Linked DNA regions of Homo sapiens: region 2 is linked to region 1. The links are chromatin loops, found by intact Hi-C in ENCODE. Cell type or tissue: ascending aorta. All regions are shown on one strand. Links, peaks and the distances in the headings refer to the core of each region. The heading gives the core; the rest is flanking DNA. Region 1 holds the start of FIS1 (fission, mitochondrial 1). Region 2 overlaps TRIM4 (tripartite motif containing 4).

What was found. Peaks named below come from ENCODE experiments on the same cell type or tissue, not always from the same donor. Only the 100,000 strongest peaks of a DNase experiment are listed, where the experiment ranks them.
Region 2: a loop joins it to region 1, with 6 times the contacts of the local background. A loop is called at or near these places in 2 of 110 quality-filtered maps.

Annotation. Positions count from the first base shown.
Region 1 is chr7:101,238,856-101,248,453 of GRCh38, forward strand. It overlaps FIS1 (fission, mitochondrial 1), which reads right to left and starts at 6,226. Exons shown (of 5, transcript NM_016068.3): 1 at 6,105-6,226; 2 at 5,152-5,284; 3 at 1,975-2,051; 4 at 1,287-1,392; 5 at 617-1,048. The coding sequence starts at 6,149. The coding sequence ends at 951. RefSeq lists enhancers at 1,065-1,608, 5,870-5,919, 6,010-6,249. In ascending aorta, for the core only: a CTCF peak has its summit at 5,545 (motif pointing left); DNase peaks (open chromatin) are centred at 5,136, 5,536, 5,966 and 6,256; H3K4me3 peaks cover 2,713 bases; H3K27ac peaks cover 2,672 bases.
Region 2 is chr7:99,908,429-99,918,026 of GRCh38, forward strand. It overlaps TRIM4 (tripartite motif containing 4), which reads right to left. Exons shown (of 6, transcript NM_033091.3): 2 at 1,137-1,232; 3 at 154-384. Among named protein-coding and RNA genes, the nearest start is that of TRIM4, 6.3 kb to the right of the region's middle. In ascending aorta, for the core only: a CTCF peak has its summit at 4,887 (motif pointing right); a DNase peak (open chromatin) is centred at 4,903; H3K4me3 peaks cover 167 bases; H3K27ac peaks cover 70 bases.

The sequences.
Region 1 (9,598 bases), core at 893-8,892:
CTCCGGTTCCCTAGGGCTCTGTCCCTGGGGGCCATCAGCGCTGGCTGCGCACCTCCCTGGCCCCACGGCCCTGCTGGGCTTCTCCGGCCTCCCCTCAGGTGTCTCCTCCCTACTCCTGTGCTGGCCTGGGCTGTGGAACGAGAGGTATGCGGTGAAGCAAAACAGGCCCATGCCGAGCCTGGCACGAGGGGGCGAAGCTGGCTAGGTGGGGCTGAGTCCTGACCTTCCAGCCCACAGGCGAGAGCTGGGGCTCCCTGGGCTCTGACCTCTCCCGGGACCCCCGCCTACTCCATGCCAGATGCAGGATTCCTTCCCCTACTGGGCTCCCCCTCCCCCAGAGGAGGAGGTAGGAGGAAGGGGAGGCCACAGGAAGACAAAGGGAGGGGAGGGTGGGGAGGAGGAAGCCAAGGGGGCCTGCTGTGGAAAACTCCACAGAAGTAGCTGAGTGGGTCAGAGGAGAATGCAGGCCTGAAGCCCGGCCTGGCCCCGAAGTTCTGCCCGCCCATGCTCAGGTCACTGCCTTCTCCCAGGACTCTGGGACCATGGAAAAGCCCCATGTCTCCGAGCTGCCCGGCACTCTCAAGGACATGGCTTCAGGAAAGGGAGGAAGGAAGGGTGTGGGCTCTGGGCTGCGGGGTGGACAAAGAACCCCGTGCCAACCTGGAGGGCAGGGGCAGGAGAGGACCAGGAGTGACGTCTCCGCCCCCTGTGCCCAGCGTTCAGAACCCACCCCTCCCCTCAACGCAGACACGGGGGTTCCCAAGCCACAGCCCCGTTTTATTTACACTCATCCCAAAGCACATGATGGGGCTGAAGGACGAATCTCAGGGGAGCAGAAATTAGCTGAAGGCCACAGAGGATAGAGACGGGGGGCAGGGGGAGAACAGGGAAAGGACAGCGAGGATGGACAGGCCCTCCTGGAGCGTTCTCCGTGGGCTCCCGCGTCTCCTTCAGGATTTGGACTTGGACACAGCAAGTCCGATGAGTCCGGCCAGTCCCGCCACACCCAGGGCCATGCCTCCCACGATGGCCATGCCCACGAGTCCATCTGGGGAAGGAAAGGGACAGTGTCAGGAGCCCGGCCCCTGCGGAAACCCTGACCGTCCCCTTCCGCCAGCCCTGCCCCTCAACAGAGGCACACCCCTACCTGGAGTCGCAGGGCAAGGGGCTCTAAGAACTGGAAGGGGTGGGGCTGAGGGGCTGCCTGGAGGGGTTCATTTACAGAGAGACCAAAGTGCCCAGGCGTGGGGAAGAGCGGGGCTGAACAAAGGGGCCGAGGCTGTCACCTTTCTTCATGGCCTTGTCAATGAGCCGCTCCAGTTCCTTGGCCTGGTTGTTCTGGGGCTCTGTCTGCAGCAACCCGCGGACGTACTTTAAGGCCTTCTCGTATTCCTGCGCTCGGGGAAACGCGCACGCGTCATACACACCGCAGTGTTTTTTTGTTTGTTTGTTTTTTAATAAGAGACGGGGTCTTGCTCTGTTGCCCACGCTGGACGGCAGCGTCGCAATCACAGCCCACTGCAACCTCAAACTCCCAGGCTCAAGCAGTCCTCCCGCCTCAGCCTCCTGAGTAGCCGGGATTACAGGCGTGAGCCACTGGGCCGGCTACACCTCAGTATCCACCACTCCCCCTGCCCACGTGAAGGGCCTTCCCTTCTTCAGCCCTGGGGGCTCCTCCCTCGACCTCCACCCACTCCCTCCCTCCAGCCCCACCCCACGGAGTAGAGTCCACAAACAACCCCAACTCTGCGGGAGATAACAGCGCAAGGCTTGGGCCTGCACCCAGTCTCTTGACGTCACCTTCCTCCCCACCCCCTCGCCACTCTGATCTTCCCTCGGAGTCCTCATCTGACACCGCTCTGCACCTCTGCACCCCTTCAGCCTTCCCGCTGTCCAGGGCTCCACCCTGGAGGACACAGTAAGAAGGTCCTGCAGCCCCAGAGGAGGGTGAAGGGAACGGGGTCCCCACCTCACCTTGAGCCGGTAGTTCCCCACGGCCAGGTAGAAGACGTAATCCCGCTGTTCCTCCTTGCTCCCTTTGGGCAGCAGCTCTGGGGAGGGGCAGAGAAGAGGGTGAGAAATGCTTCTTTCCTAATACTTTCCTAATACTGTGTCCCAGAGGCCCCTTCCACTCTCTGAATGCCTCTGTGATCCTGGGAGGGTCACAGTCCTAAGCCTCCCTTTCAGCTCCAGTCACTCCCAGCACCCTAGCCAGAGCTCTGGGACAGGGTGAACCCCAGCTGTGCCAACACCCCAGTGACAGAACATGCCTTTTATCAGTATTACAGTCAACTGGTCCATCCAACTGAAATGAGGAAATCGGGGCCCTGGAGAAGCCAAAGGCAGCGTGACTCAGTTTTGGCATCTGCTGTGGTATTTTTTTTCAGACGGAGTTTCACTCGTCGCCCAGGCTGCGGTGCAATGGCGTGATCTCGGCTCACTGCAACCTTCGCCTCCTGGGTTCAAGCGATTCTCCTGCCTCGGTTTCCCGAGCAGCTGGAATTACAGGTGCCCGCCACCACGCCTGGCTAATTTTTGTATTTTCAGTAGAGATGGAGTTTCACCATGTTGGCCAGGCTGGTCTCAAACTCCTGACCTCAAGTGATCTGCCTGCCCTGGCCTCCCAAAGTGCTGCCGTTGTGGTTTTAACTAAACTGCCTGCTGTACAATTATTGTTTAAAAAAAAAAAAGTTAGGACTCCCTCCCCCTTTAAAAAAATCAGCTCAAAACTCACCTTCAATCAGCCTTCCCCGAAGACCCCACCTGACTTTGTCTTCCTTCCTTTTTTTTTTTTTTTTTTTTTTTTTTAAAGAGACAGGGTGGGCCGTGAGCCGTAGCTCATGACTATAATCCCAGCACTTTGGGAAGCTGAGCCGGGCGGATCACCTGAGGTCGGGAGTTTGAGACCAGCCTGACCAACATGGAGAAACCCCGTCTCTACTAAAAATACAAAATTAGCCGGGCGTGTTGGCACATGCCTGTAATCCCAGCTGTTCGGGAGGCTGGGGCAGCAGAATTGCTTGAATGCGGTAGGCAGAGGTTGCGGTGAGCCAAGATTGCACCATTGCACACTCAGTCTCGGGAAAAAAAAAACAAAAAACGGAGACAGGGTCTCGCTCTGTCACTCCAGTCTGGAGCACAGTAGCATGTCCATGGCTCACTGCAGCCTCAAACTCCTGGGGTCAGTGATCCTCCTGCCTCAGCCTCCCAAGTAGCTGGGACTATAAGCACACACCACCATGCCTGGCTAATTTAAACATCTTTGTTACACAGACAGGCCAGGTGGTCTCAAATTCCTGACTTCAAGCCATCCTCTGGCCTTGGCCTCCCAAAGTGCTGAGATTACAGGCATGAGCCACAGTGCCTGGCCCCACCTGACTTTCTTAATTCAGAGACTTCCCAGAGGATAACTGTACTGTATGCACTAGAATTTGTTGCTAAATAATTCTGCAGGTGTTTATAAATCTTCCTGTCTGTACTGTTTTCTCAACTAGACTGGCAACACTTAGAGAGGCTGTTTCTTCTACACCTACACCCTGCTGTAGAATAAACCTGAAAATCTGAATTGCCGAAGTAGACAAACATAGGGTAAAATTATTTGTATCTTTTAAGAAAGAGTCTTATTTTTATAGTTTTTTTTTTTTTTTTTTTGAGACGGAGTCTCACTGTGTTGCCCAGGCTGGAGTGCAATGGCGTGATCTTGGCTCACTGCAACCTCTGTCTCCCGAGTTCAAGTGATTCTCCTGCCTCAGCCTACTGCGTAGCTGGGATTAAAGGTGTGCGCCACCAGGCCCAGCTAATTTTTGTATTTTTAGTAGAGACAGGGTTTCACCATGTTGATTAGGCTGGTCTCGAACCCCTGACCTCGTGATCCGCCTGCCCTGGCCTCCCAAGGTGCTGGGATTACAGGTGTGAGCCACTGTGCCTGGCCATTTTTATAGATTTTCAATAGGCATCCTTTGCTAACACAGTCAGCATTCTGTATTCATAGATTCAACGAACCATGGATCAAAAATACTCAGAAAAAAAAAAAAGATAGTTGCATCTGTATTGAACATGAACAGACCTTTTTTTCTTGCCATTATTCCCTAAACAATACAGTATACTATTTACACAGCATTTACATTGTATTTGGTATTATAAGTAATCTACAGATGATTTAAAGTATATGGGAGAAGGTGCACAGGTTACATGTAAATACCATGCGATTTTATATACGGGACTTGGGTGGCTATTGGTATCTGTGGGGGTGGGGTTCCTAGAACCAATCCCCCATGGCTACAGAGGGATGGCTGTACACTGACTGTGTGCTTATAAATGATTATTTGAACACAAGGAGCTACAGAGAAACTAAGTGGTTAAGTATTGTGGCCTCTGACAAATGATGACCCACCTAAAACCAATAGGAAATAGGGTTCCCATCCAAAAAGCACTATCTGGCTGGACGAGGTGGCTCACACCTGTAATCCCAACACTGTGGGAGGCCGAGGTGGGCAGATCACCTGAGGTCAGGAGTTAGAGACCAGCCTGACCAACATGGTGAAACCCTATCTCTACAAAAAATACAAAAATTAGCTGGGCGTGGTAGTGGGCACCTGTAATCCCAGCTACTCAGGATGTTGATGCAGGAGAATTGCTTGAACCGGGAGGTGGTGGTTGCAGTGAGCTGAGACAGCGCCACTGTACTCCAGCCTGGGGGACAGAGCAAGACTCCGTCTCAAACAAAAACAAAAAACAAAAAGCACTATCTGCTCACAATTTTGTAGGACAGTCCTCTGTACCTCTTCCATGCCACAAAAGATTCTCAATAGCTGCTAAGCAACACGGTGGTGGTGTTGGGGGGAAGGGCATGGGCCTAGGTCTCACAAAACAGGAGCTTCTAGTCCCAATTCAGCCATTAACTGATTAGTTGGGTGACCTCAAGTCACTTTCCCAGATCAAGACAGTCCTGGGGGAACTGACATGCTACACTCTGTCTGGCAAAACAATGGTGGGCGGTAAGTAGCCAAAAGTTCACTGGGAGACGTCAAGCTAAGTATAGCCCTTGGTGCAGTAAATCTACCGGAGACAACTCAGAGGTGCCTGGACTACGGGGCCCACATCGCAGAGCAGCCCAGATGGCAGCGGGAAAGGGAGAGTACAGCGCCTCACCCTCGAGCAGCACGATGCCTTTACGGATGTCATCATTGTACTTGCTCCGCACCAGGCACCAGGCGTACTCAAACTGCGTGCTCTTGGACACCGAGCCTGCTGCCTTCTCAGACTGAAATTTCTTTTCAAACTTCTGCCACAGGGGAGGAAAGGAATCATTTAGAAATGTAGGGCGTCAACCATTCTCTATCTGGACATGCCATCTCCCTGGCTCTGCCCCTTTCCCTCGCAGGTCTCGGTATCTGGCACCCCAGCTTCTGCTATCTCCATGCCCGGGACCCAGGCTTTCGGCTCCTCCGGGCCTGCGGGCCAGCTCTTGGGACAGAGGCCCCCGGTCTCCCCTCCCCGCGGCGGTACCGAGCGGAGATGCCACCTGGTGGCAGCTCCAGGCACCGCTCCCGGAGCAGCTGACCCCGGCGGCCGAACAGTAAACACGCTGTCAGAACTGCTCAACAGCCCACGCGGTCCTCATTTGAGGCTGCTGGCCCCATCCTGCCCCACCCTGCCGGGCCTGGACCTTTTATTGTCCAGGAATAGAAGTAGTGCCTACCTCCTAGAGCTACAAAGACTGAGATCTGGCATGCGATGCCTTAGCACCGTGCCGGACGCAGTAATAGGTGACACCTTATGATGGTCACTGTATTCCTCCACCGCTGGAGGAGCGCCCTGAGCTCACAGCTCCTGCATGATCCCAGATCCCGTCAGTCTAACCACGGTCGGGCTCCAGGCCCGTAGTCTGAGGTGTGGGGGGCTCAGGACACTACAACTCCCAGGAGCCTCTGCGGCATAGCAGGCCCTCCGGGCAGGAGCCAGGCGCTGTGGAGGCTGCCGGGAGCCGTAGTTCGGCTTCCCTCGGCCAAGCCGATGCCGGGAGGAGGGTTCGGCCCCTACCTGACTCTCCTCAGGACCCGCCCTCCGACCTTCCCTTTCCCTCTGTCCGGGCCAGGCCTCACCAGCAGGTCCTCCACAGACACCAGCTCGTTCAGCACGGCCTCCATGGCCACTGCCCCCGCGAGCCTCACACTACAGTCTACTGTGCCACAGTCTCCATGGCCCAGTGGCAGGGGCGGAGAACCACTTCCGGCGTCCGGCGGATGCTGGCACGACCTGGCGACGCCCCGCCCCTTCCTCTCAGTTCAGCAGCGCCGGCGGGGCGCTAGTGCGCAGGCTCGGCCGGTCCCTCCAGCCCGCAGACTGCGCGCAGGGAGACCTTCCCCAGGTTGGTCTTCCCAGGTGCCTCAGCCGGTGCCTTCCTCTGTGGAGGCTTCCCTAGGGAAACTGGAGGCCATGTCTTGGCGGTTAGCCCCCAGGATGAAAACAGCAAAAAGAGGGTGGGTAGCTGACCAGAGATCACAGTACATTAGGGTGCCAAGCTGACGCCCCTCAGAAATCTAGGACCTTGGAGGCCACGTGACTATTCATCGCCTGCAACAAAATCTTAACTAGAACCGGGAGCCCGGCGCGTAGCTCACGTCCGAAGCCCAACAACTTGGGAGGCCGCGGCGGGAAGATCGCTGGAGGCCAGGAGTTCAAGACCAGCCTGAGCAACATAGCGAGACCCTATCTCTACAAAATTTTTAAAAAAATCAACCGGCGTGGTGGCGTGCACCTGTACTCCCAGCTACTGGGGCGGCTGAGGCAGGAGGATCGCTTGAGTCCGGGAGTTCGAGGCTGCAGTGAGTTATCGCGCCACTGCACTCCAGCTTGAGCGACAGAGACCTTGTCTCAAAAAACCCACCAACAGCAGCAAACTAGTATCGGGGTTTCTTGGGCCTCTGCTGACTCTCACAATGCAAGAGCAGAGGCAACTGGATCTGTAAACCACACAGCCACACAGGGGTAGTCATAGGAGACACTATCAACGGGAAGTTTTTCAAAAAGCAACGGCCCCATTATTGGCAGAGAAGGTCCAATTTTCAATATTATTTACATAAACCATTTTGGGAGTGCACCCCAGGCGGGAAACCTGCCACATGGGGTCACGGGCAATGGGGAGCTTAGCAGTGAGGAGCTATCAGAGCATGGGAAGGAGAAAGGTGTGGACACCTCTGGCTTCAGTTTCTGTGCAGTGAGGGGACTGGGTAAGTAGCAACTTTCAAATTCTTTTCCCCTTGAGTCACATTGGAGTGTAAGTTCCTTGAGGGCAGAGACTTACCTTGCTTATCCAGCATCTAGCACAGGGCTTGGCAGAGAGTGAGGGCTCAATAAATATTTGTTGAATAAACACGGAAAAAGCAAATTAATTGTAAACAAGGCACTGCACATGCAGGGGATAATCATCCAGACACCTTCCGCGTTTGCAAAGCCCCTTTAATTTTTATTATTTTTTAGAGACAGGGTCTCATTCTGTGGCCCAGGCTGGAGTGCATGCAGCGGCACAATCAGAGCTTACTGCAGCCTTGACCTCCTGAGCTCCTGTAATCCTCCTGCCTTAGTCTCCCAAGAAGCTGGGACTACAGGTGTGCACCACCACACCCAGGTTGTTTTTTGTTTTTTGTTTTTTTTTTCCGAGACAGTTTCTCGCTCTGTCACCCAGGCTGGAGCGCAGTGGCACAATCTCGGCTCACTGCAACCTCCGCCTCCTGGGTTCAAGCGATTCTCTTGCTTCAGCCTCCCAAGTAGCTGGGATTACAGGCGCCGGCCATCACACCCAGCTAATTTTTGTATTTTTAGCAGAGATGGGGTTTTACCATGTCAGCTAGGCTGGTCTGAAACTCTTGACCTCAGGTGATCAGACTGCCTCGGCCTCCCAAAGTGCTGGGATTACAGGCGTGAGCCACCGTGCCCAGCCAAGCCTCTAATATTTTTCTCCTCATAATAGTCTCGTGAGTTAGAAAGACAAGAGTTATTCTTCCCTATTTGGCGTGGATGGTTGAAATGACTGATACAGTAAGCTCTGTAAGCCTTGAGAGAATCCCCAGGTTGGGGAACTGGCTGCCCACTAGCATAAGCCTCAAGGGGAAAACTTCATGTTCATTCAGAGAAGTATACAGCACCTAATTTTGCCTGGGCCTTGGGGTGGCACAAAGGACACTAGGGCTGAGTGCAGTGGCTCACGCCTGTATTCCCAGCAGTTTGGGAGGCCAAAGCGGGTGGATCACCTGAGGTCAGGAGTTCGAGACCAGCCTGGCCAACATGATGAAATCCCATCTTTACTAAAAATACAAAAAATGCACCTCTGCCCAGCCGCTGTGCAACCTTCCAAGTGTGAAGTGACAGCCTTGTATGTGATCTTTCTGCCCTCCCCAAGTTTGCATTTTCAACATTAAAGTTTACTTTTTAATTAAAAAAAAAATATATATATATATATATGCACACAAAAAAAATTAGCCGGGTATGGTGGTGGGTGCCTGTAATCCCAGTTACTTGGGAGGCTGAGGCAGGAGAATCGCTTGAACCCAGGTGGTGGAGGCTGCAGTGAGCCGAGATCCCATCACTGCACTTCAACCTGGGTAACGAGAGCGAAACTCCATCTCTAAAAAAATAAAAAATAAAAAAGATGGACACGATATGAAGCAGGTGACTGAAAACAGGACTGAAGACGGGAGGCAAACACTGGCAGGGCAGGGGACACAGGAAGATGAAGGGGGCACTCCTTCTATTAGGAGGCTCCTTTTTGGGGGGCAGCCTGAACCACAGTCATGTTTATATTTGCTGCAGCCCTTGGTAGAGGCCTGGTGCATGGCAGAAGCACCATCAGGATTTGCTGAATGTCAACAAGGGATGAAGGGAGAGTGATTTACTCAGGTGGCTCAGTTGTGTGCCAATGAAGAGATCCGTAGTCTGTAGCTTTTCAAGTCTAGTTAGCATAGTCATCCACCTCCGACATAGTGATAGAAAGTAGTCCCTGTTAATTTTACACCCAATGGCTGAGCGCGGTGGCTCACGCCTGTAATCCCAGCACTTTGGGAGGCCGAGGCGGGCAGATCACGAGGTCAGGAGATCGAGACCATCCTGGCTAACATGGTGAAACCCCGTCTCTACCAAAAATACAAAAAAGAAATTAGCCGGGCGTGGTGGCGGGCGCCTGTAGTCCCAGCTACTCGGGAGGCTGAGGCAGGAGAATGGCGTGAACCCGGGAGGTGGAGCTTGCAGTGAGCCGAGATCACGCCACTGCACTCCAGCATGGGTGACAGAGCGAGACTCCGTCTGAAAAAAAAACCCTTTCATGCCTTCTCATTGCCCTTAAAACAAACACAGCCTTCAAGGTCCGTTAGGATCTAGCCATGCTTAATTCTCTTCCTCATCTATCACTACCTCTCCTGGTATGTACTATGTACACTGGCCCTATAGGCCTTCCTTCAGCTCTCAAACCCCTGGTGGCCACAGCTCCGCTACACAGGCAGTCCTCTCTGTTTGGAACATCTGTCTCCTCCTCCATTGCTTATTTGGCTCATTCATTCCCTCATGATTTAATTCATTCAAGAAATACTAATTGAGCTCCTGC
Region 2 (9,598 bases), core at 1,048-9,047, 1.3 Mb before region 1:
AATCTTTGGCTTTTTAGTTATGTGACAGCACAGAACTAGCAAGAGATAAGACATGTCTATGAAACCCACTCACCAGGAAGGACATTCAGCTCTAAAGACAAGAGAGAGTTCAGTTAGTGAAGATGAGATCACCCCCACTCGTAACTGTCTCACCTGAAGCAGCTCCAGGGTGGGAGCCTGGCTCTTCTCCCCCACCTCTAAGATGAGCTTCTTCAATGAAGCGATAGTTTGATTGAGTTTTAACGTGTTCTCATTCAGCTTCTTCTTCGTCTCTTCTTCTTCTTTGTTCAATCTCTGAAGAAACAGGTCCTCTTCTTCAACCAGGAAGTTGTGCAGCTTTGAAAACTCCGTGCTGATTCTCATTCGCTGACTCTTTATCTTATCCTAAGGCCACATGAGATTTGCTCACTCCTTTTTCTGCCTGACCCCAGCTACTAAATTCCTTACACAATTCCCCAGTAATCCACAGTCAATCCTAATCAAACCCTCTTGAAAAGCTCCTGCCCACCCCCACTAAAATTTCCATTACTCCTTTATTTATACCTACTTGATAGCTCTGTCTAGTCATTATAGTATTCATTCATTCTTCCTAACATTTCAGTCTCTACTACTGACAAGTTTTAAACTAAAACAAACTTTCACATCTACTACTTAGTTTAGCCTTCAGAACTCGTTTAGTTTTACCAAATCTTTAGGAGTGTGAGGGTGTGTGTGTGTGTGTGTGTGTGTGCGTGTGTGTGTGCATCCATTCATCTGTTTCTTTCCACAATGCCATGGGCCCAAACCGACTCTAACCTAGGGAGTATATTTAGGAAAAAGTAGGAAGGAGAGGGGTGCTACCTTAAAGTAGAGACATGGGGATGAAGTATGCGGAACTCATTATCACCCAAAGCCACTAGCAGCAGGGACAGGTACTTCCTCTCCTATCCCCGTATCTACAAGGGGCCTGACAACTGAACTGACACCCAGAAAGCTCTTCTTTCAGTCACATGATATGGAGGAAACAGAGGTTCTGAGGCATCCAAGACTCTACGTGAACTGCAAAACCCCATGACCAAAAGGACCTCAGAAGCAAGAAATGTCCCAGACCAAAAGGACCTCAGGAGCAAGAAATATCCAACCACTTCTGCCATTACCTTCCACTGTGTGGCGTTCTTCACTTCTACATCCTGTAAATGCATGACTTTCTTCATCTTGGCCACGAGATTACGCTGAGACTTAAGAAGTTTCTCCTGCCAGCAGAAACACACACAGGTAAGAAAACACATCTCCAACCATCATCATCTTCTTTTTTCTTTTTGTTTTTTTTTTTTTTTTTTTTTGAGACAAAGTCTCACTTTGTCACCCAGGTTAGACTGCAGCGGCCTGATCATGGCTCACTACAGCCTCAGCATCCCAAGCTCAAGTGATCCTCCCACCTCAGCCTCCCAAGTAGCTGGACTACAGGCATGCTCCGTCAGGTCCAACTAATTTTTTTATGTTTCGTAGAGACAAAGTCTCCCTATGTTGCCCAGGCTGGTCTTGAACTCCTGGGCTCAACAGATCCTCCCACCTCAGCCTCCCAAAGTGCTGGGATTACAGCCATGAGCCACCACGCCTGGCAACTTCATTTTTTAAGAGCTAAAAGTCACCTAATCAAAACAGAGAATGAGATTGAAAAAATGCTGAAGACGGTCACAGGCCTATGATAAGAACTATTCTGGTCTGAAATCATCACAACACTATATTGAGTTTTCCTGGTAAGTTAGCAAAAACTAAAAACTGTTAGAAGATTAGCAAATATCTACTACTGGCAGAGAGAAGGCCTCTGGCACCACAGGAGATTAAAAACGTGCCTTTTTTTGATGGACAACTGGCAGGATTTAACAAAATTTTAAATGGGTATAATGCTACTTCTAATAATCTATGCAACAAAACACTAGCAAAAATAACCAATATGTAAAGAAATGGTCACTATAGCATTATTCATTATCCACTAATTAGGAATTATTAAATAAATTATGTTATATTGATACTTTGCATCAATTTCAGGTAGCTGTCTATATATTGACATGAAATACACAATAAGTTGAAAGCAAGCCATAAGACAATATGTATTGTACAATTCTGTTTTGAAAAGAATAAACGTGTCTATGCGCATACGTGTTTATCTATGTGTGTGTATTTGTATGTGAAAGCAAGGGAAATCTGGAAGGATGTATACCCAAGTATTAACATTGGTGACTTCCAAGGAAAAAGAATGGCTTACGAATTTGGAGGTGGGGTACTAGAAATTTTATGCATTTTTGCTTTAATTTCTACAAGTGGCATATGCCATTTTTGTAATTTAAAAACCCGAGTAAGTTATTAAAAAATAAAGCAAGTCAATCAACATTGACAAATTGGGCTGAGGGGCAGCACCCGATAGTAGGATGTCAGCTGCGAGTGCAGAGATGGAAGCAGAAATGTTAGAGAAACACACAAGAGAAAAACCCACAGGAACTGATGATCAAATGGCTGCAGGAGGAAAGGGTCCAGATTTAGCCCCTCAGTTGTGGTTTAAGTAACTGGATGGACTGCAGGTTATTTATCAAATTAGAAAATATAGGAAGAAGAGCAGTGTGTAAATGGGAGGAAGGAAAATAAATTTCACCTAAATAAATTGAGTCTGAGATGCCTGTGGGACATCCAAGTGGATATGTTAGCAATTAGAGTTGGGAAGGAGATCTATGCTGCAGAAGCAGATTTCGGGATTAAAGCACAGGTGGCAGTTGGAGCCTTGGGTGAGCGTAAAATCACCCAGTAAGATTCTATAGAGTAAGAGGATCAAGGCTAGAACTGGCAACAACTACATTTAAGCAGTATGTAGAAAATAAAAATCCTGCAAAGAAGCTAAGGTGAGCAGTTGGTGAAAAACCAAGAGAGAATGGTTTCTCCTATGCCAAAGGAAGAGACCATTTAAATTACAAAACTAGTGAATAGTGTCAAATGCTGGAGGGTGGCCTGGGCAACTTTCTGTAAGTCTCACTATATGTCAAAATAAACAAAAAATTAAAAAAATTAAAAATAAATTTAAAAAACTAAAAGAAAAGAAATGATTAGAACTAAAAAATAATCTGTACAACTTTTTAAATTCTTCCCCAGAAAACTAACAATTACTAATAGGTATAACTTTTCATCCAATCATTTACAAGTGACAATGGTTAAAATCAAGTTAAATAACTGACAAGGTTGATAACATCAAAGTTGGCAAGGGTATGGAGCAACTGGAACTCTTACACAACATTAGCAGGCGAATGAAATGCTACCACCATTTTGGAAGAAGGTTCAGTGTAAAACTAAACATACATTAATCCTAGGGTACAGCAATTCTACTCCTAGACCCTGGAAAAATGAAAACATGTACCCATAAATAGACCTGTACAAGAATATTCATCGCAGCTTTATTCACAATAGCTAGAAGCTGGAAACAGTCCAGGTATTCATTGATAGGAAGGTGGATAAATAATGGCAAAAACCGCAATTACATTTGCACCAACCTATACAAAAATGGATAAATCTCAAAATCAATATGCTGAGCAAAAGGATCCATACAGACAATGGAATTCCATTTATATGAAGTTCTGGAACAGGCAAAACCTAATTTGTGTTTGAAAAAAAATCAGAACGGTGGTTGCCCTGGTAGGGGAAGGGTGCAGAGAATAACTGGGAAAGGGCATGAAAGAATTCTCTGGATGGTAATATCCTTTATCTTGAGAAGGGCATTTGTCAAAGCTCAGCAAATGTACAACTAAGATTTGTGTTTTTCATGGTATTAAATTTTACCTCAAAAAATACCATAGGCCAGGCACGGTGGCTCACGCCTGTAACCCCAGCATTTTGGGAGGCCAAGGCAGGTGGACAGCTTGAGGCCAAGAGTTCGAGACCAGCCTGGGCAACATGGTGAAACCCTGTCTCTACTAAAATACAAAAGAAATAGCCAGGTGTGGTGGCACAAGCCTGTAATCCAGCTACTTGGGAGGCTGAGGCATGAGAATCGCTTGAACCCAGAGGCAAAGGTTTCAGTGAGCCGAGATCACACCACTGCACTCCAGCCTGGGTAACAGAATGAGACTCTACATATTAAAAAAAAAAAATAATACCATAAACAAATGTTAAATCTGGTTAATGATATACATGCTGAAGTATTTTGTTTGCAATTGAATTTTAAAAGCATCAAAAGGAAATAAGAATTGATGTATTCAGAGAGATACAGACAAATGGACAGCTATGTGATAAAAGAGTCAAATGTTAATGGTAGAATCTACATGTGGGTACACTGGTGTTACTACAAAATTCTTCCAACTTTGATGTATGCTTGAAATTTTCATGGTAAAATGAAATAGGAAAACAAAATTAAATTATAAAAGGGATTCATACAGTTCTGTTAAATGGCACAATACCATCTGTGCTATTCTGTTTCTACCATGATGTTTCCTAACATTATATCATCTATTTACTATCTCTAGTAGTTAACTTTAATAGGCATGTAACCCTGCTACTCTCTCATGTAATTTCACTTTATTCAATTATAACTGCCGCTTTGTGGTCACTGTCAAATTTGATGTATATGAGGTTTGTAATGAGATATATATTAGTTCCTTCAAATAGGACCAAGTTTTTGAAAGTTTTCACTTTGCTTGATAATGAAAAATATAATAATCTACTAAATAGAGATTTTCTATGTCTTAAAAAGCCTTAACAAGTCAGTATGCATGAATTCTCTCATATGGTTCTACTACTCAAGACTCTACCCAAGTTTTTTTCAATCTGGCCACAGTTGGAATCTAAACTGGGAGGTGAGTTAACTTGACAGCCTTGGTGGAAGTTAGAAAACACTTTCCCTGCAACAACAGAAACTGCCAGGAGGTGGCAGGAGCGCAACACCAAGCATTTCAATCTGGGTTAGAAATACCAGAAATTTTAAAAATCACTCTCTCAGCTAGGTGCGGTGGCTCACGCCTGTAATCCCAGCACTTTGGGAGGCCAAGGCGGGCAGATTACGAGGTCAGGAGTTCCAGAGCAGCCTGACCAACATGGTGAAACCCCGTCTTTACTAAAAATACAAAAAAAAATTAGCCGGGCATGGTGGCACACGCCTGTAATCCCAGCTACTCAGGAAGCTGAGGCAGGAAAATCGCTTGAACCCGGGAGGTGGAGGTTGCAGTGAGCTGGGATCGCGCCACTGCACTCCAGCCTGGGCAACACAGTGAGACTCCATCTCAAATAAATAAATAAATAAATAAATAAAAATAATAATTTTTTTAAAAATCACTTTCTCTTAATTTAGCACCAGAAAATTATACGTATATGAAAACACAAGTGTAATAAAAGAGCATACTTTTATAGAATGAAGACATTTACTGACTTGTGATCATGTAGCTCAAACAACATTAAACTTCCAAAGATCTTAGTTTCACTCTAGACCTTCAAACCAGCTGTGCATCTGTGAGCAAGTCAGCCTTGCTTATTTCCTGGATCAAGGCTTCCTTAACTATAAAATGAAGACAACTGGACCAAATGTCTCTTAAATACCATCCCAGCTCTTGAGTTCTATGAATTTCAGTCACTGTAACTTCTGCAATTGATCCAAGCTGGTAGGTGTACTTTGGAAATATACCTCAAATCTACCTACATGCCAAACCCCACTGCCACCGCTAGTTGAAGCCACCATCATCTTTTGTCTGACAACTACAATAACCTCCCGACTGCCCTCCCTACTTACAGTCATGTCCTTCTCTCATACAATATCCACAACGCAGCCACAGTGGCACGATCATAGCTCACTGCAGCCTCGAACTCCTGAGTGCAAGTGATCCTCTAGTCTCGGCCTCCCGAATAGCTGGGACTACAGATGTGCATCACTACATCCAGCTAATTTTTGTATTTTTTGTAGAGATGGGATCTCACAGTTGCCTAGGCTGGTCTTGAACTCCCGGACTCAAGCAATCCTCCTGCCTCAGCCTCCCAAAGTGCCAGGATTATAGGCATAAGCCACCACACCTGGCCTTGGAATAACTTTTCTAAAAACTAATCAGATATTGTCACTCTCCTGCTCAAGATTCTTCACTGGCTTTCCTCTTCACCAAGAAAATCTGAACACTTCATTGTGGCCCAACATAAGCTGACCGCTGCCTACATCTCGTTTCACATCGCATGCCACCTTTCCCCTTGCTCTTGGTCCTCCAGGTGCAGAGACCTTCTTCCTACCCCATAAACATATCCAGCTCTCCCCCGCCTCAGGGCCTCTTCCCACAGTTCCTCAGATGGCAGACTCTGCATCCAGCAAGTTTCAGCTGCAATGTCACCTCCTAAGAGAAGACTGCTCCCTTCTCTGGCATAGCACTTTTTCTTTTTTTCTTTTTTTCTTTTTTTTTTCTTGAGACGGAGTCTTGCTCTGTCACCCAGGCTGAAGTGCAGTGACATGATCTCGGCTCACTGCAACCTCCGCCTCCCGGATTCAAGCAATTCTCCTGCCTCAGCCTCCCAACTAGCTGGGATTACAGGTGCCCACCGCCGCACCTAGCTGATTTTTGTATTTTTAGTAAAGACAGGGTTTCACCATGTTGGCCAGGCTGGTCTCAAACTCCTGACCTCAAGGGATCCTCGCGTCTCAGCCTCCCAAAGTGCTGGGATTACAGGCGTGAGCCACTGCGCCTGGCCTAGGATAGCACTTTCTTTTTCTTTCCCAGCATGCCATCACCATCTGTGATTATTTCATTTATTTGTCTGTCTGCTATCTACCTCCCACCCTCAGCCCAACTGGACTGTGAGCTCCATGGAAAGCCTTTACCTGTCTTGTTCACCACTGGATTCCCAGTGCTGCATCTGGTGCCGTGCCACAGCATCTGACACAAAGCCAGTGCTCAATAAACATCTTAAATTAATTAACAGAATGGAGGGATTAGCTCCTAGAGTCAGGCATGAAGGAAAAAAGAGCTGCACTTGGAGGCCTTTTCCATGCAAACAATTTGCATCCGGAGATTTATGAAGCTATTTCTCTTTCTCTTTTCTCTTTTTCTCCCCTCACCATAACGGGTATAGGATGGGGATATTTTCCATGGATTTAGGGAACTTCCAGCTATCCAACTTTTAAAACACAGTCCATCCATCTGAGTATATGCTGAGAATGGGATGCTTGGAAATAAAGCAGCTTCACCCAGGGGCAGTTTATGTTTTTCTAACTAACTTGGGGTGGGGATGGAATGAAAGGTGGTTGAATAGGGCAGTGACTAAGCAGAGGAGGATGGAGAGATGGGCGGATATCAGGGAATTCCGCCCAGTGACCTGGCTCCTGAACACCTACGAAGTCAACCTTGTGACATTCAGCCCATCCCAGTGTAACCCTTACCCATCCACTCCTGTCCTGTTGGGCCATTGTGTTTAATCCTGAAATCCCACCTCTTCTAAGAAGTCTTCTCAGATTAGTTGTGGCAGAGTGAAAAGTGTAAAGGATTAGGGGTTAGAAGACCTCAGTTCAAGCATAGCCACTTCCTAGTTCTGTGACCTCGGGGGCATGTAACCTCACATCTCTGTGGCACAGTTGCCTCATCTTCAAAAAGGGAATAACAGAATCCACCTAATAGGATGTCTATGAAGATTAAAGAATTACAGTATGAAAAATGCTTAGAACTGTGGGTGGTACGTAAGAAGTAATGAACAACTGATAGCTATTACTGCTGAAGATGGAAGATTTAAGGGCTATGTTCCCCTTTCATACCCATCCACTTATATTTCCCTCGGCCCCCACCCACAAGTGTATTTTCCCTTCCATTTATCTGATGGGTCCTCTCCATGTCTTTTGCTGGCTACCAACCATTGGTGTTTCCCAAGCTTCTCTTTGTGCCTTTTTTTACTCTCTATGTGGTCCTCCTAGGAGAATCTCATCTTCTTACTTCTTCCATGACTTCAAGAACAGGCTGAGGATTCTAAAATATTATCTCTAGCCTCCAAGGCACCCCACCTCCTGTCCCTCTTCCTTGGACTTCCTGTCACAATTACTTCACACTCAGTACATTCCACAAGCATGGGATCTTCTGTCCTAAGACTACGCTTCCTCCTGTGTACCTTACCTCAGTTAACCTGACAGTCATCTACCTGCCATCTGAAGCAGAAATCTGAACTACCATCCAAGACTCCTCTCTCTCTCACCCACCAAGTCTAATTGATCACCAAGTCATTCAACTCCAGCTCATTATCACTCCATCCCTCCCTCTCCATCATCCCTGCCCTGAACTAATTCAGGTCTTTATTACCTCCTGCTTAAAATGGTACAAGAGCAGCCTAATTAGTCTTCTCTTCCATTCATCCACGTGGATGTCAAAGTTACCTGTCTAAAACAAAAAAAACGATCATATCATTCCCTGCCTTAAAACCCTTTTATAACTCCCCACTGCCTGAAAGAGAAAGTTCAATCTTTTTACTATGGCAAACAAGATCCTTCATGATAAGGCCCTGCCTTTTTCTTCAAGCTCATGGCCCACCATCCTCCTTCCCATGCTCCATGCTCCAGAAGTACTGAGCAACCTCCAGTCCTCTCACACACCACATGCTATCCCACTCCACCACATTTGGAATATGCTGTTCCTTTGGCCTGAAATACCTTCTTTCCTACCTCTACTCACCCTTGAAGAGCTAACACATTTAACTCCTCAACGGAGCCTTTCCTCACTCCTCAGTGATCACTCCGACCTCAGACCTTCTGTACACTTGGTAAATACTTCAGCTACTCTCACACACACTGAAATTAATGTTGTACACGCTTAAGTTCCTTACAAGACAAAGCCCATGTCTTTCTCATCCACTTATGTCCAGATTCTAAAACAATGTTTGGCAAATAGTAAGCATCAATAAACGTTACTGAGTGAAGGAATGAACATACACTTTCTAGTCCAGCTTTGTGTCTGTTTCCTGTTCATAGTCAGCTGGTACAACTGTACAGTATTTTACAGTTTCCAAACATTTTCACTGTGTCATTAAATTCATGTGTTTGGCCAGGAAAGCTTGCTCACGCCTGTAATCCCAGCACTTTGGGAGGCCAAGGTGGGTGGATCACCTGAGGTCAGGAGTTCGAGACCAGCCTGACCAACATAGTGAAACCCTGTCTTCACTAAAAATACAAAATTAGCTGGGCATGCTGGCAGGTGCCTGTAATCCCAGCTACTCGGTAAGCTGAGGCAGGAGAATCACTTGAACCCGGGAGGTGGAGGTTGCAGTGAGTTGAGATCTCACCACTGCATTCCAGCCTGGGCAACAAGAGCGAAACTCCATCTCAAAAACAATAATAATAAAATAAATAAATAAATTCATGTGTTCATGTACTTACTGCATATCAATTCTGCTGGAGACCACTGGAGTTACACCATCAGTAATGGGAGGGGGTGGGGCTACTCTGGAAAGGATGATCAGGGAAGGTCTTCAAGCTAAAAGCTAAAAGGATCTAAAGGATAGATGTGGGTAGAGAAAGAGAACAGACTTGAAACAAAAGCAAGAAAGCCAGTATGGCTGAAGCAGAGTAAGGTAAAGTGATTTATTCAACCGGAGCTTCTTAACCCATGAGATAGGACAGATAATCCCCAAA